Regions from separate parts of the Homo sapiens genome. Here region 1 is linked to region 2. A link is a contact called in ENCODE POLR2A ChIA-PET data. All regions are on one chromosome and are shown on one strand. Each heading gives the region's core, a stretch centred on a gene start or an enhancer-like site at or near the end of the contact. The rest is flanking DNA. Distances are from core to core; before and after follow the strand shown.

What was found. ChIA-PET counts read pairs that join two places held with the same protein, here RNA polymerase II (POLR2A).
Region 1: POLR2A ChIA-PET joins it to region 2 with 12 read pairs in PC-3. The contact joins the enhancer-like site here to the promoter of AFF4-DT in region 2. POLR2A ChIA-PET finds 5 or more read pairs at or near these places in 2 of 52 experiments (PC-3 and Panc1).

Annotation. Positions count from the first base shown.
Region 1 is chr5:149,473,167-149,475,866 of GRCh38, reverse strand. No RefSeq gene overlaps it. Among named protein-coding and RNA genes, the nearest start is that of MIR145, 44 kb to the right of the region's middle. Within about 2 kb of position 1,431, at least 6 of the 41 ENCODE cell types and tissues checked have a DNase peak (open chromatin) inside an H3K27ac peak, as active enhancers do; they include PC-3, where a contact is called at or near this core.
Region 2 is chr5:132,962,454-132,965,153 of GRCh38, reverse strand. AFF4-DT (AFF4 divergent transcript) reads right to left here and starts at 1,342. Exons shown (of 2, transcript NR_186175.1): 1 at 1,020-1,342; 2 at 464-913. It overlaps AFF4 (ALF transcription elongation factor 4), which reads left to right and starts at 1,520. Exons shown (of 21, transcript NM_014423.4): 1 at 1,520-1,895. RefSeq lists a silencer at 1,226-2,065.

The DNA.
Region 1 (2,700 bases), core at 182-2,681, about 17 Mb before region 2:
TCTTTCTGACCACATTAATTATCTCAGATTTCACTGGGACCTTTTCCTTGGCTTGTTCCCATTTCTAATGAAGGTGAAGTCACAACATGAAAGCTGCACACATTGCTAACTTTCTTTTGCATTAACTCTTGCTCTAAAACAGAAGCAGCATCCTCCTTGCTCCTGGAAGGCAGCTTGATGCCTTGGAAATAACACTGAAGCTGGGGGAGATAGAAGACCAAGTTACTAGATTTCACTCTGACACTGACAATGACCCAGGTTAACTTTCTTCTCTACGCTGATTTTCAGTCCTTGGTCTAGACAATTGGATAAAAATTTTCCTCCTGTCTTATCCTCCCACCATCAGGTATCAAGGCCAAAGCTTTGTTGAGTGTAACACTTTTTTGAGACAGAGTCTCGCTCTGTTTCCCAGGCTGGAGTTCAGTGGCCTGATCTCAGCTCACTGCAATCTCTAACTCCCGGGTTCAAGTGATTCTCCCACCTCAGCCTCCTTAGTAGCTGGGATTACAGGCGTCCACCACCACACCCAGCTAATGTTTGCCTTTTTAGTAGAGATGGGGTTTCACCATGTTGCCCAGGCTGGTCTCGAACTCCTGACCTAAGGTGATCTATCTGCCTTGGCCTCCCAAAGTGTTGGGATTACAGGTGTGAGCTGCCGCGCCTGGCCTGTTGAGTTTAGAATAGTGCCAAGCACGGCCAGGTACAGTGGCTCTCACCTGTAATCCTAGCACTTTGGGACACCGAGGCAGGCGGATCACTTGAGGCCAGGAGTACAAGACCAGCCTGGCCAACATGGTGAAACCCTGTCTCTACTAAAAACACACAAAAAATTAGCTGAGTGTGCTGGCACGCTCCTGTAATCCCAGCTACTTGAGAGGCTGAGACAGGAGAATCTTTTGAACTTGGGAGGCGGAGGTTGCAGTGAGCAGAGATCACACCACTGCACTCCAGCCCAGGTGACAGACTGAGACTCTGTTTCAAAAAAAAAAAAAAAAAAAAGAATAGTGCCAAGCACATAGCTGTTGATGAATGTGAAGAGCCATTATTCACATCCAAGTGGAAGTTATTCCCAGAATTTGAGGCCGAGTTCACAAAGAACTCTTTCTCATGATCTCAGGGAACATGGTTGTATTAGGTGGGTTTTGATACAGGAAGACACAGCTCTGACTGGTGCGCAGATCTAGAGGGCTAAAGCATTATCTCCTTAAGTCCATTGTCCAAGTGGAAAAAGCAAGGGCCACATTGCTGGGGCCTGGGCTCCTAGAAGAAATGGGTGGATGGGCTGCTTTGTCAGTTTGGACCCACCCAGCTGGTTTCCACAGCTCTGCTCAGGGCACAGGCGGGCCATGCCCAGGCTGTGAATGAGTCATGGTAGCTGCAAGTCTCCACAGCAGCTGGCTCTACCTGCCTAGTGGAGGGAATGCTGGAGCCACCTGGGAGAGCCAGGCTTGTCCCAGGGTGGCTGCCAGAAGAGCCTGTTCTCCCCAAGCCTGAGTGGGATGATGGCCAAAGTCCAGGGGAGCAGGAGAAACAGCATGTGCTGGACATCGATGGCTCACACTGAGGAGGCCGGGGAGGCTCAGCTCCTGCCCTCAGACAACTGTGGTCCATCCAGAGAAGAGGCCCCACATCTACTCAGGAGCTGGGAGAGGCACTGTGAGGGGTGGAGAGCTCAACACTGAAGCCTAAGCCTTCTTCCAGCCCCTCTGTTTACCAGCTGTGTTTTGTTTTTGTTGTTTTTTTTTTTTTTTTGAGACGGAGTCTCGCTCTGCACCCAGGCTGGAGTGCAGTGGTGCGATCTCCACTAACTGCAAGCTCCGCCTCCCGGGTTCACGCCATTCTCCTGACTCAGCCTCCTGAGTAGCTGGGACTACAGGCGCCCGCCACCAAGCCCGGCTAATTTTTTGTATTTTTAGTAGAGATGGTGTTTCACCATGTTAGCCAGGATGGTCTCGATCTCCTGACCTCGTGATCTGCCTGCCTCGGCCTCCCAAAGTGCTGGGATTACAGGCGTGAGCCACCGCGCCTGGCCCCCACAAGGTTTTTATGAGAATTCAGCAATGTTTCATAAAATACAGGTAAATATAAAGGACTATGTAAACATCTAGCTGGTGGAGTTGTAGGAAGAGGGCTTCGCATGTCAAAGGCCTGAGGCTGAGAAGTGATGTCCTTATGAGGACTGAGGAGGTTACAGAGTCCAAAGGGCTGGAGTGTGGGGTGTGAAAAAAGAGCAGAAGGGAAGTAGAATCCCTAGACTGTGGACATCGTGAATGCCAGGCACAGAGACAGGCTTCGATTCTGTAGGCCACTGGGAGCCTGTGAATGTGCCCGTGAGCGGGTAGGAGATGACTTCAGGGCTCTGTATTTTCAGACAAGATCGGGTGTGTTCAGGGTGGTATGGCCGTAGAATGTATTTTCTTTTCTTTTCTTTTTTTTTTTTGAGAGAGTCTTGCTCTGTCGCGAAGGCTGGAGGGCAGTGGCATGATCTCGGCTCACTACAAGCTCTGCCTCCTGGGTTCAAGTGATTCTCCTGCCTCAGCCTCCCGAGTAGCTGGGACTACAGGCATGCGCCACCATGCCCGGCTAATTTTTGTTTAGTAGAGACAGGGTTTCACCATGTTGGCCAGGCTGGTCTTGAACTCCTGACCTCGTGATCCACCCGCCTCTGCCTCCCAAAGTTCTGGGATTACAGGCATGAGC
Region 2 (2,700 bases), core at 93-2,592:
TTTCTTTTTTTGAGACAGGGTCTCACTCTCATCCAGGCTGGATGGCAAGCTCCCGGCTCACTGCAGCACCGACCTCCTAGGCTCAAGTGATCCTCCCACCTCAGTCTCCAGAGTAGGTGGGACTATACGCATGCACCACCACGCCCGGCTAATTTTTGTATTTTTCATAGGGATGGGGTTTTGCCATGTTGCCGGGGTTGGTCTCAAACTCCTGGTCTCAAGCGATCAGCCCCCCTCGGCCTCCTAAAGTGTTGGGATCATAGGCCTGAGCCACTGTGCCCAGCCTATCCAAGATATTTGAAGTGAGAAAAAAAGGACTGAACAGCGTATATAGTGTGTTACCTTTTGTGTAAAAAGAAGTATCCCTATATTTTAATGTATTACTTACAAATATGTAGGGAAAGATACATTATTAAATGCTAAGTGATTGCCTTCCAGGACTGAAACAGCTAACAGACAGAGATGGGAGAATCAATTATTTTTTATTCTGTCATGTTTTGAGTTTTCTATTAAGACATTTCCTAATTTATATAGCTCTATAGAGAAAATGCATATAAAGAGTGAAGCTTAAAAGAAATAGTAGATGTTTAGAGGTGAAAGAAGTGTTCAGAATGATATGCTGAAGAAAAACATTAGTGGGCCGGGTGCGGTGGCTCACGCCTGTAATCCCAACACTTTGGGAGGCCCAGGCGGGTGGATTGGTTGAGGTCAGGAGTTCGAGACCAGCCTGGCCAACATGGTGAAACCGTGTCTCTATTAAAAATACAAAAATTAGCCGTAGGTGGTGGCTCCCCCCTTTAATCCCAGCTACTCCGGAGGCTGAGGTACTAGAATCGCTTGAACTCGGGAGGCGGAGGTTGCAGTGAGCCGAGATCCCGCCATTGTACTCCAGCCTGGGCGACAACAGCGAGATCTATCTCAATAAATAAATGAAAAGGAAAACATTAGTGGCAGAAGATGTTTAAATGACGAAGAAAGAGGGACGGTTTGGCTTCTTAGGGTAAGTTTACTGGAAATACCGAACAGCCTCCTGCGTCCTTTGCCTTTTTGCTGGACCTCTTGAGGACTCGAGGCTTCGACACCTGGAAGCAAGTCTAGGAAGCTCCGGGTTGGGCCGGATCCCCACCAGAGGCGAGGGGCGGAAGGCCTGGGTTTGTCACCTGAGCCCCAGAACCGGCATATCCGGTTCGGCCCGGCCCCGCCCTTCGGAACCTCACTAGCGGGCTACGCGCAGGAGGGCGTGAGCTCCCGGATGTGCAGGCCCTGTACTGCCGTGGCAGCCCTGCCGGACGCGGCCGCAGTGCCCAGAGGCTCAGGCCTATACCGCTCGGGCGGGTCCTTTGCCTGGCCCGGGTCATCAGACCCCACAGCCGGGAACGTCACCACCCCGGGCGTCGCCTCCCGGCCCAGCCGGCCCACAGACCCCCGCCCCCTACTCCCCCAGCGGGGAGGGGCGCAGAGGCATCACGTGACGCCCCGCACCCGCCCGGTCTTGGTCACATGGTGGCACGGCCGCTGCGTCAGTCACAGCCCTGGCTGCAGGAGTCCAGCTGCCGTCGCCGCCGCCAGCGGACGGGGCGGGGATCCTGGTGCCAGGTCTTCGTTAACCCGCCCCCGCCGCCTCAGTCAGCTGTCCCAGCCCGGGCCCGACCGTCATGGAGCGGTGCGGGGCCTACGCCTGTTCCGTGTGAGGCGCATCGCTGCCGCCGCCGCCGACGCCGCCTTCGTTTGTCGAGGCCTCCGGAACCCCCGCCGCCTCCCGGAGCCCCTCGCCCTTGGCAGCCTGTCACCGCCCCCTGGGCGGGCTCGAATGCGCGTCCGGTGAAGGTGCAGGCCCGGCGCCGCCACTGCCGCAGCCAGGAGATGGTTCGGGCCTAGCGGAGCCGGGACTGGAGGTAAGAAGGGCCGACAGACTGACCCAGGGCCGGGCCGGGCCGCGGGGGTTGTGGCCGGGGCCGGGTGGGGGTGGGGGCCCGCAAGTTCTGCGGGGAGCCTCGGGGAGACCCTCCGGGCTGGGGCTGCTCAATCAGGCGTCACCCCTCCTCTCATCTGCGCGTCCCACCCCACCACCTTCCCGCAAAGATAAGAAAATAAAAAAAGCTAACCCAATCCTAACAAAAATTCCCAGAAATCCATCCGTTTAGTGTTTCTCCTTTCCTCTTTCTTTCCTCAGACGTTCCATCGGCTGATTTGTTACTTTTTCATATCCTCCTCAATTTCAAATTATGTCTAATTAAAGAGAAAATAGGCCCAGATTCTGGCTAACATTACCCAGCTAGTTCTCGCTTTCCTTCTCGCGATCCTGCGCACCTCTCCCACACCCCCACCCCCGCAAAAAAAAAAAAAAAAGAAGGAAAAATTTCCGCCTTCGACTTGCGAAGGGGATTGACTAAAAATGGGAACGTGGGGGTATAATACTCGAATACCCTCCCCTACAACTTCTGAATCGGTCTGTTACCTAGTTATCCCAGTAGCTTGTGCGTGGATATTGATGTTTAGGCCTTTCCTCCAGCTGCCTGTGCTTGGGGTTAATCTCGTAATTGACGTCAGTGCTTTGTTCCTTCTACTTTGCTGTTCCTTCCACTCTTTGAGGATGGATCATGGAGTACAGGAGTTTTGGGAGTAACCTTATTGCCTTTTCGTTTACAAACAGTATTATTTTCAGGAAGTGGAAGTACGAATCTGAAATGTTTGTATATG